Regions from separate parts of the Homo sapiens genome. Here region 2 is linked to region 1. Evidence: chromatin loops called from intact Hi-C (ENCODE). Cell type or tissue: ascending aorta. All regions are shown on one strand. Region 1 overlaps OSBPL1A (oxysterol binding protein like 1A). Region 2 holds the start of MIR320C2 (microRNA 320c-2).

Region 1 (5,000 bases):
TGCTTACCATCAGAGGGATAGAATTTCTAGGAAGGGAGTTGAGTTTCTGGTTCCTTCCTGCTCTGTGATACATAACACATAATATCTCCAGGGTTCTCTGACACGTATGTTATTTTCCCTTCTGTTTCCTTTTGGATTGCTCTGAGCATAGTAAAATACCTGTCCTGCAAAGGACTGCATCCTTCCCCTTTCCTAAAGCAGGTTTTTTTTCTGCTGAGAAAGATTACACAATGTCCTAAAACACACAATCAGATCTGAAATTTACTATGGTAAAATGGATACTTTATGCTAAATTTCAAATCCTGGCTGAACACTGTGCTGTATCAACATGATACAACAGCAGGTCATAGCCCAGACAATGAGAACATATCACATTTTATGCAATCAATGTGTTTTGAAAAGAGCTGTGTATAAACCAAATTTTTCTGAGGATTCTAAAACACAAGGCAAACCAACCAACCAACCAACCTGTTAAGGATCTATGTGGTTTTTAAAACAATCACTTCCTTAATTTATTTACCTTGCAATTTTTTTATTATTATATATGGTGTTTTCTGAAAAAGGAAAATTCCTCCTAAGCTACCAAGCAAAGCAAATAAGGCCAAAGAACTCCGTGTCCCCTGAGGCGATTTTCTCCTTTAGGCAAAATTTAGATTGGCACAGCTCCAAAGGAAAACAGACACTTCAGTGTATTTGTAGAGACCAAATCCCTTAAGTCACCAGAAGTCAAGATACCCAATCTATGATTTATTAGAAGATGTGGGCAGAAGAAACAGGTTAAGGCAGACCATTAAAAGGCTGTTACTGTGAAAGATATTTCCTAGGCACTCAAAATCTTGTGTTCACGTGTGTTGGGAATGGGAGGGTTGGGGGAAGAGGGTACATCTTTGGATAAATAGATCGAGATGCCAAGCAAGAATATACGTTTTAATAAATATTTAACTGCTTCTTTCTGTTGACATCCTGGGGATTATAAGTGTTTGTAAAGTAAACTTGAAATAGAAATTGGATATTTACCTAAGATATTGAAAAAGTCCAGGGATCAAAAGGAGAAAATAACGAGACCTCTGAATGGGGAAAGTAGTATCAAGGGACCCAGGTACAAATAACAGAGCTTACAGCCTCTCGTCACCTCTTGTTTACATTTGACAATGTAACTTTACAACCAGCTTTGTAGAGACCAGACACGCCTTTGTATTCTCAATAAAATGAAAAACTGGCCAAGCGCAGTGGCTCACACCTGTAATCCCAGCACTTTGGGAGGCCAAGGCGGGTGGATTGCCCGAGCTCAGGAGTTTGAGACCAGCCTGGGCAACACAGTGAAACCCTGTCTGTACTAAAATACAAAAAAATTAGCTGGGCGTGGCAGCGTGTGCCTGCAGTCCCAGCTACCTGGGAGGCTGAGGCAGGAGAATTGCTTGAACCCGGGAGGCAGGGGTTGCAGTGAGCCGAGATAGTGCCACTGCACTCCAGCCTTGGCGACAGAGCGAGACTGTGTCTCCAGAAGAAAAAAGAAAAAGGAAAACCATGTTCATAGATTTTAAATATATGGGCAATTTTTCTTATTTCACATTTACCAATAGAAAACAATGTTATTCTAAGATCAGTACTTTCTTTTCAGCTACCTCTTTCTTAAATTCCAGTTTCAAAGGACAATACAAACTTCCAAAACTCAAACATCTTTTCATATAAATTAAAAAGAAGGACAAAAACAATTTTATTTACCTGTTTTTGTTTAGGGTTCATCGGTTATTTTTTTTTTTAAAGGGGAGGAAAGGTTTCAGCTGTCTCCGAGGAATAAGACTACAAACAACGGTCAATGCAGTAGCAATGAACATCCTTACCACTCAGATTGTTATTTCTAAATATTATTTCCCACTAAAATGAAATATGGCTCCTTAGAGAAATAGCTGACTCTATGTCTGGGGCAGGAAACAAATGATGTAAGCCTGAAACACTTTTTTCTTATCAGAAAGCAAGGCAGCTATCAAAGACAATGGAGTTATTGCCTACAAATATCTATAAAAAAAATTACCAGAGAAACCAATGAGGGTCCTGTCAGAGGGACACAGAAGCTGACCCAGAGGGGCTTACTCTGACCAAAGAGGGGGAAAGATACTGTAATAGATTTAAACAAATCCAACCCATGGGCTCATATATTACCTTTGTAGGATGCTAGGGAACCAATATATAGATCATTTTATAAGGAGGTGTTAGGAAGCTCTTCTTTATTTTTTGAGACAAGTTTTGCTCTTTTTTTTTTTTTTTTTGAGACAGAGTCTTGCTCTGTCACTCAGGCTGGAGTGCAGTGGTGTGATCTCAGCTCATAGCAACCTCCACTTCCCGAGTTTAAGCGATTCTCCTGCCTCAGTCTCCCGTGTAGTTGAGATTACAGGCACCCGCCACCACGCCCAGCTAATTTTTGTATTTTTAGCAGAGACAGAGTTTCACCATGTTGGCCAACTGGTCTTGAACTCCTGGCCTCAAGTGATACACTTGCCTCTGCCTCCCAAAGTGCTGGGATTACAGGTGTGAACCTCTGCACCCTGTCAGAAGCTCTTCTTTATAGATTTTCAGCTAATAAATGTAGAAGGAGTGACAGAATTGAAAGACTACTGTTTTGCAGCACCTAAAGAAATAAAGATGAAGACAATGATCAACCACTAAATCATTAGGTGAAAGACTGTCAGGCAACTTTATCATGGATGTGTCAGATTGTCAATGACTAAACCCAAGAATCAATCTCACCATTACAGAAAGAAGAGAATCAGAGAGCAAATGCTCTCTGATTGATGTCATAGGAAGTACCTATGGTTTGTGTACCTATGAATTTTGTGCTAAAAAACTGAAACATAAATCTGGCCACACCTTTGTAAATAACCATCAGTCCACAGGAAATTCAGGAGTAAAAGAACATGTGGAATGATACCCCAGGAATACAACCAGCAATATCCAGATGGTAGAATACTCTACAGAACAAACGACCAGGTTTCTTGAAAAATAAATGGCAAGAAAAAATGGGGGAGGGAAGAGGAAACCTGGAGTAAAATGACTTAAGAGACATAGAAACCAAAGGCAGTATGTAGAACTTTGGGATCCTATTACTAAATACCATTTTGGATCCAATTACTAAATGACATTTACAAGACAATCAAGAAAATGTGAATACTAACTAAATACTTGATGATAATTAAGAAATTATTATTATACATGATAATAGTACTGTGGTTTAGAAGCAAAAAAGACTCCCACTGTTTTAGAGATACATACTGAGTTATTTAAAAGATGAAATGAGTGCCTGCTTTGGCAACACATATACTAAACATTGAAATGATACGAAGATTAGCATGACCCCTGAACAAGGATGACATGCAAATTCATGAAGTGTCCCATATTTTTTGTAGAAATCAGTTCAAGTAATCTACTGTACAACATGGTTTTTGTTTTGTTTTTTTTGAGATGGAGTCTCGCTCCGTCACCCAGGCTGGAGAGCAGTGGGGTGCTTTCGGCTCACTGCAACCTCTGCCTCCCAGGTTCAAGCGATTCTCCCACCTCAGCCTTCTGAGTAGCTGGGATTACAGGCATGCACTACTGCGCCTGGCTAATTTTTGTATTTTTTGGTAGAGACGGGGGTTTCACTATGTTGGCCAGGCTGGTCTCGAACTCCTGACCTCAGGTGATCCACCCACCTCGGTCTCCCAAAGTGCTGGGATTATAGGCGTGAGCCACTGCGCCTGGCCCAACATGGTGACTATAGTTACTAACAATGTATTATATACTTGAAAATCACTAGAGAGTATAGTTTAAAGTGTTCTCACCATAAAAAATAAGCATGTGAGGTATGCATATATTAGCTCGATTCATCCATTACACAATGTGCGGTATATATATTTCAAAACACCATGTTGTACACTACAAATATACAATTTTTGTTAGTTAAAAAGCTATGTCCCTAAAAAAAATAAAGATAAAATGGTATAGCTTGGATTTGCTTTAAAAATAGGAGGCCGAGCGCAGTGGCTCATGCCTGTAATCCCAGCACTTTGGGAGGTCAAGGTGGGAGGATGTCTTGAGGCTAGGGGTTCAAGACCAGCCTGGGTAACATAGCAAGGCCTCATATCTGGAAAAAAAAAATTAATTAGCTAGGCATGCTAGTGACTCCTGTAGTCACAGCTACTCAAGAGGCTGAGGTGGGAGGATCACCTGAGACCAAGGAGGTTGAGGCTGCAGTAAGCTATAATCACACCACTGCACTCCAGCCTGGGCAATGGGGTGAGACCCTGTCTCACAACAAATAAAAATAAATCAGAACATTGATGTGGTGGTTTATAGATGAAACCAAGTTGGGCACATGGTAAATGTTGAGGGTGAATGATGGGAATCAAGGGTTCATTATATTATTCTACTTGTAGGCATGCTTGAAAATTTCCATAATAAAAAGTTTTAGAAATGGGATTATTCATCTGAAAATATTTTTTATTTCTCTTCGTACATAAGTTTCTTAGCTCTTTGCTATTTGGTTGATTTAAGCATAGCCTTACAGATTATGGCTGCCCTAGAAAACTGCTCTGATTTACCTACAATAATCACTCATCTAGACTAGATGAGAACAAGCGCTTGGAGTCTGGTGAAAGTATGTCTCACCATCATTTGCTTAGAAAATGCTAGAACTGGAAGCAGTTCTAAAGAGTCTCAGCCCGTCTCCAAAAGAGCAACTCCTATCTGCTCTTTAAACTAGGGCAGGATGAGGTCAATGGCCTGAGGAAAGATGCCTCACAGTTTTCCCAGAGTAATTCCTGGCAATAAGCTGGGCAACTCAACTTGGGTTTGTGAAGGTAATTCTCATGAATCTAGACTCAGGCTGCCTTGTTTCTTCTTCCTAGTATACTTGAAGTGACCCCATGGCCTAGCAGCTTGTTAGTCCTGGATGAGGTTTTCAAATTGGAGCCCTATTCGCTGGATAACCACTCTAGTCTCCTCCTGCCAGGCTGGCACTCCCT
Region 2 (5,000 bases), 100 kb after region 1:
GTCTTATCAAAGTTATTTATAGAGTTCTGAAGTGAGCAGGACATTAAATGAAGGACAAAAGGTAAAAAAACAAACAAACAAAAACCCACAAATAAATCAAACCATCTCCTAGCCTCAAATAGCTTATTATTAGAGAAATGAAAGCTACCTATGAAAATTAGAACAGTCCTTTCAAAACAACATATCAATGAGAACTCTGGAACTGTTTATGCAGGAAGGTGATATATTCTATCAGATAACCTTTTAGGCCAGGCGCAGTGGCTCACAACTATAATCCCAGTACTCTGGGAGGCTAAGGCGGAAGGATGGCTTGAGGCCAGAAGCTTAAGACTCGCCGGGGTAATACAGTGAGACCTTATCTCTACAAAAAAAAAAAAAAAAAATTTAATTAGCCAGGCACGGTGGCATGTGCCTACAGTCCCAGCTACCACTGCACTCCAGACTGGGTGACAGAGTGAGACTCTGTCTCTAAAAACAAAAAGGGGGGCTGGGGGTGGTTTAAAATAATAATATTTTTATAAATACCAAACATCTGGTATGTGTTGGCAATTTTTTTGTATGATATCCCCTAATGAGGGTCTGTTATGTACCGATTACTATTTTAGGCACTGAGGATTCAGCAGTGAACATAACAGAAAAAATACTGGGGGGATGGGAAAGCATAGAAGGTGGGAAAGACAGATGATAAATTAATTCTTAAAGATACAGCAGACAATGAACCACGGTACGCCCAGACTTTTTAAATAAATGATTTGACAGAGTAACTGGGATACCACTTTAGATTGGAGGATGAGGGGTTGATCAGGGAAGGCCTCTTTGAGGAAGGGATGTCTAGGTTGAAAAGAAGGATCCAGCCTTGTGAAAATACAGGGAAGGACATTCTAGCAGAGGAACAGCTGATGCAAAGGCTCTGAGGTAGGAACAATTCAGCAGGCAAGAGATAAAGTCAGAGAGGCACGCAGAGGCCACATCACACAAGGGGTTTGTAGGCCAGACTTTTGTAAGCCAGCATAAGGAGTTTGAGTTTTATTCTAAATAGGATGAAAAGCCACTGAAGGGTTTTAAGTAAGAGTAACATGATCTGACTCATGTTTAAAACTCTGTCAAAGTGTTAAAAAATTATAATATAGGCCGGGTGCAGTGACGCATGCCTGTAATCCCAGCACTTTGGGAGGCCGAGGTGGGCAGATCACCTTAGGTCAGGAGTTCGAGACCAGCCTGGCCAACATGGTGAAACCCCCATCTCTACTAAAAATACAAAAATTAGCTGGGTGTGGTGGCAGGCACCTGTAATCCCAGCTACTCTGGAGACTGAGGCAGGAGAATCACTTGAACCTGAGAGGCGGAGTTGCAGTGAGCTGAGATCGCGCCATTGCACTCCAGCCTGGGGAACAAGAGCAAGACTTCGTCTCAAAAAAAAAAAAAAAAAGAAAAGAAAAGAATAATAATAATAACTGGGAAAACACAAACTTTGGCAGTTCCATGATTTTGATAAATTACTAGAATATTATTAATAGGATAATGCTATTGTGCTTATGTTTTTTAATAGCCCCATTGAGATACAAATTAACATACAATTTACTCACTTAAACTGCACAAATTCAATGGTTTTTATAGGTGCACAGAGTTGTGCAACTATCACATGCTTGTGGTTTTTGTTAAAGGGTGTCCTTATTTTTTACTAATATACTGGACTACAGATGTTCCCCAACTTACAACAGTTCAACTTAATGGTTTTTCAACTATCACAGCTCACCACAGCCTCGACCTCTTGGGCTCAAGTGATCCTCTCACCTCAGCCTCCCTGGTAGCTGGAACTGCAGTCATGTGTCATCACACCTGGCTAATTTTTGTATTTTTTTGTAGGAATGGGGTTTCACCAGGTTAGTCTCAAATTCCTAGGCTCAAGCGATCTGCCAGCCTCAGCATCCCAGAGTGCTGGGATTACAGGTGTGAGCTACTGTACCTGGCCTTAAGTGTATTTTCAATTTACAATGGTTCTATGAGGACGTGGCCCCACAGTAAGTTGAGGAGCACTGGGTATGTATGAATAAAATGGCATGACAGGCCTTCTCTTTCCAGTTCTTCCCAGAATTGGGAAAAGCTGGGTTGAGAGGGTAAGAAAAGAAAAACAAATAAATTTTTTAAAAAGAAAAAGAGATGGCATGATATCTGGAATTGTTTCACAAGAATTCAGGGAGTAGGAAGAGATACAGAGTGGCCATTATTGCTAAGTTCTGGAGGAGGGTGATGGGTACATCAATTAATTATGCTATTTGATTTCTGAAGCTTTGATAATTTCCATGATTTTTTTTAAAAAGGTCACTCTGGCTGTTGTGTGCAATATGGCTTGTAAACGTGGGCAAAAGAAATGCAGGGAGGCTAATTACAAAGAGATGGCAATAGTGCAGGTAAAGGATACTGGTGGTTTGGACTAGAAAGTCAGTAGTAAAATGGAGATCATTTTTAACATAGAGAGAAATATGTGACTTTTTTTTTTTTTTTTTTTTTGAGACAGAGTTTCCCTCTGTTGCCCAGGCTGGAGTGCAGTGGCACCATCTCAGCTCACTGCAAGCTCTGCCTCCCGGGTTCATGCTATTCTCCTGCCTCAGCCTCCTGAGTAGCTGGGACTACAGGCGCCCACCATCACGCCCGGCTAATTTTTTGTATTTGTTTTTTTTTTTTTAGTAGAGATGGGGTTTCACTGTGTTAGCCAGGATGGTCTCGATCTCCTGACCTCGTGATCTGCCCGCCTGGGCCTCCCAAAGTGTTGGGATTACAGGTGTGAGCCACCGTGCCCGGCCTTGTATGTGGCTTTAAGATTTATTTTGGAGGAAGATTTATAGAGCTGCTGATGGGGAACCTGGGGCTGGTGATACATTACTTCTTTAGTGGGGAAAAAACTTTTTAAAACATTAACCAAAAAATTAATACTCAGTTTAGTTTTTCTGCCTAGCACATAGGAAAATGCCTTATAGAGGTCTGCCAATTCTGTGTTATTTTCATTCTACCTACAGGGCACTTTGGAGAAATTATTTCTTTAGGCAGAGAGAAAGACAACACTATGATTTCTTTCATAGAATTCTGCCCTAATACCAAAAATAAATTCTGAACTCCTGCCAACTAGATGAAATTCCAGAAGAGAGACCTCATTTCTGGATTTGATGTCTAAAATGCCTGGCACACAGTAAGAATTCAATAAAATGCTTTTGAACTAAATGAAATAGCCTCCTAGATGGAATCTAGATGGGTTCCACCACCAGTTAAAAAATACACTATCTCTCTTACCAACCACAACAAAATAAAGTGAAAAACAGGAATGATGTAATATTTAAAAGTTTGCATGACACAGATTTGTCCCTTAATGGGAAAATTTAATAAAGATGCCAATTCTCCTTAAATTAATTTACATAGAATGTAATTTCAATTAAATCCCAATGAAGAGCCTCAGAAAATTATTTTAAATGCCTTCTGGAAGAATAAACAGATAAGGATGTCAAAGAAAATCCTTAAAAATGGTAAGGGGAAATCTCACATATTAAAACATTATAACCATTAAAAGTGCAATACTATCTTAAAAACTTTTTTTTAATGCGATACTGTCGAAAGAAGAGACAGATGAGTGAATAAAAAACAATAAAAAATACAAAAAGAGACTGGGCACCATGGCTCATGCCTGTAATCCCAGCACTTTGGGAGGCTGAGGTGGGTGGATCGCTTGATGCCAGCAGTTCGAGACCAGCCCAGCCAACATGATGAAATCCCATTTCTACTAAAAATACAAAAATTAGCAGAGACGGGGTTTCACCATCTTGGCCAGGCTGGTCTTGAACTCCTGACCTCGTGATCCACCCACCTCAGCCTCCCAAAGTGCTGGGAATACAGGCGTGAGCCACCACACCCAGCCAGGGTGAGGCTTTTTCTTTTTTTTTTTTTTTTTTTTTTATTATACTCTAAGTTTTAGGGTACATGTGCACATTGTGCAGGTTAGTTACATATGTATACATGTGCCATGCTGGTGCGCTGCACCCACTAATGTGTCATCTAGCATTAGGTATATCTCCCAATGCTATCCCTCCCCCCTCCCCCGACCCCACCACAGTCCCCAGAGTGTGATATTCCCCTTCCTGTGTCCATGTGATCTCATTGTTCAATTCCCACCTATGAGTGAGAATATGCGGTGTTTGGTTTTTTGTTCTTGCGATAGTTTACTGAGAATGATGGTTTCCAATTTCATCCATGTCCCTACAAAGGATATGAACTCATCATTTTTTATGGCTGCATAGTATTCCATGGTGTATATGTGCCACATTTTCTTAATCCAGTCTATCATTGTTGGGCATTTGGGTTGGTTCCAAGTCTTTGCTATTGTGAATAGTGCCGCAATAAACATACGTGTGCATGTGTCTTTATAGCAGCATGATTTATACTCATTTGGGTAAAAAAAAAAAAAAAAATTAGCCAGGAGTGGTGGTGAGCACTTGTAATCCCAGCTACTCAGGAGGCTGAGGCAGAGAACTGCTTGAACCCGGGAGGCGGAGGTTGCAGTGAGCTGAGATCACGCCATTGCACTCCAGCCTGGGTGACAGAGTGAGACTCCGTCTCAAAAAAAAAAAAGCTTCACCCTGCCTTTTGAATCCCAGAGAACCTGTTCTGGGCCAACAATGCACCACCAGGCTTTCCCAAGTGCACCAAACATAGTTTTGAATAGTTTTCCTTGGGCAAAGCTCCTCTTTCCTTTTGAACTTCAGCCAGAGGGCCCTCACAGGCAGAAGACTAAATTTCAGATGCTTCTGTCTTGCCCTCTCCCTCCCTCTCAATAAATTTTCTGAAAAAGTTAAAAAAAAAAAAAAAAAAAAAAAAAAAATTATATCAAATAGATAAACTACATGCATACACATAAAACAATTCCCTCACCCATAGATAACTCACGTGTATACATTGGTGCGTATTTCCAGACTCCCAATAAAAACATGAATATGAATATAAAAAAAAAAAAA

What was found. A loop is a pair of places that touch in the nucleus more often than their neighbours do. Peaks named below come from ENCODE experiments on the same cell type or tissue, not always from the same donor. Only the 100,000 strongest peaks of a DNase experiment are listed, where the experiment ranks them.
Region 2: a loop joins it to region 1, with 4 times the contacts of the local background. A loop is called at or near these places in 1 of 110 quality-filtered maps.

What each region holds. Positions count from the first base shown.
Region 1 is chr18:24,215,006-24,220,005 of GRCh38, forward strand. All of the region lies in intron 17 of OSBPL1A (oxysterol binding protein like 1A), which reads right to left. It also overlaps the pseudogene RNU6-435P. Among named protein-coding and RNA genes, the nearest start is that of CABYR, 78 kb to the left of the region's middle. In ascending aorta, no CTCF peak of the experiment used is centred here; no DNase peak of the experiment used is centred here; H3K27ac peaks cover 2,332 bases.
Region 2 is chr18:24,319,617-24,324,616 of GRCh38, forward strand. The region is part of intron 7 of OSBPL1A (oxysterol binding protein like 1A); the gene reads right to left. MIR320C2 (microRNA 320c-2) reads left to right here and starts at 2,059; the gene lies at 2,059-2,130. In ascending aorta, no CTCF peak of the experiment used is centred here; no DNase peak of the experiment used is centred here.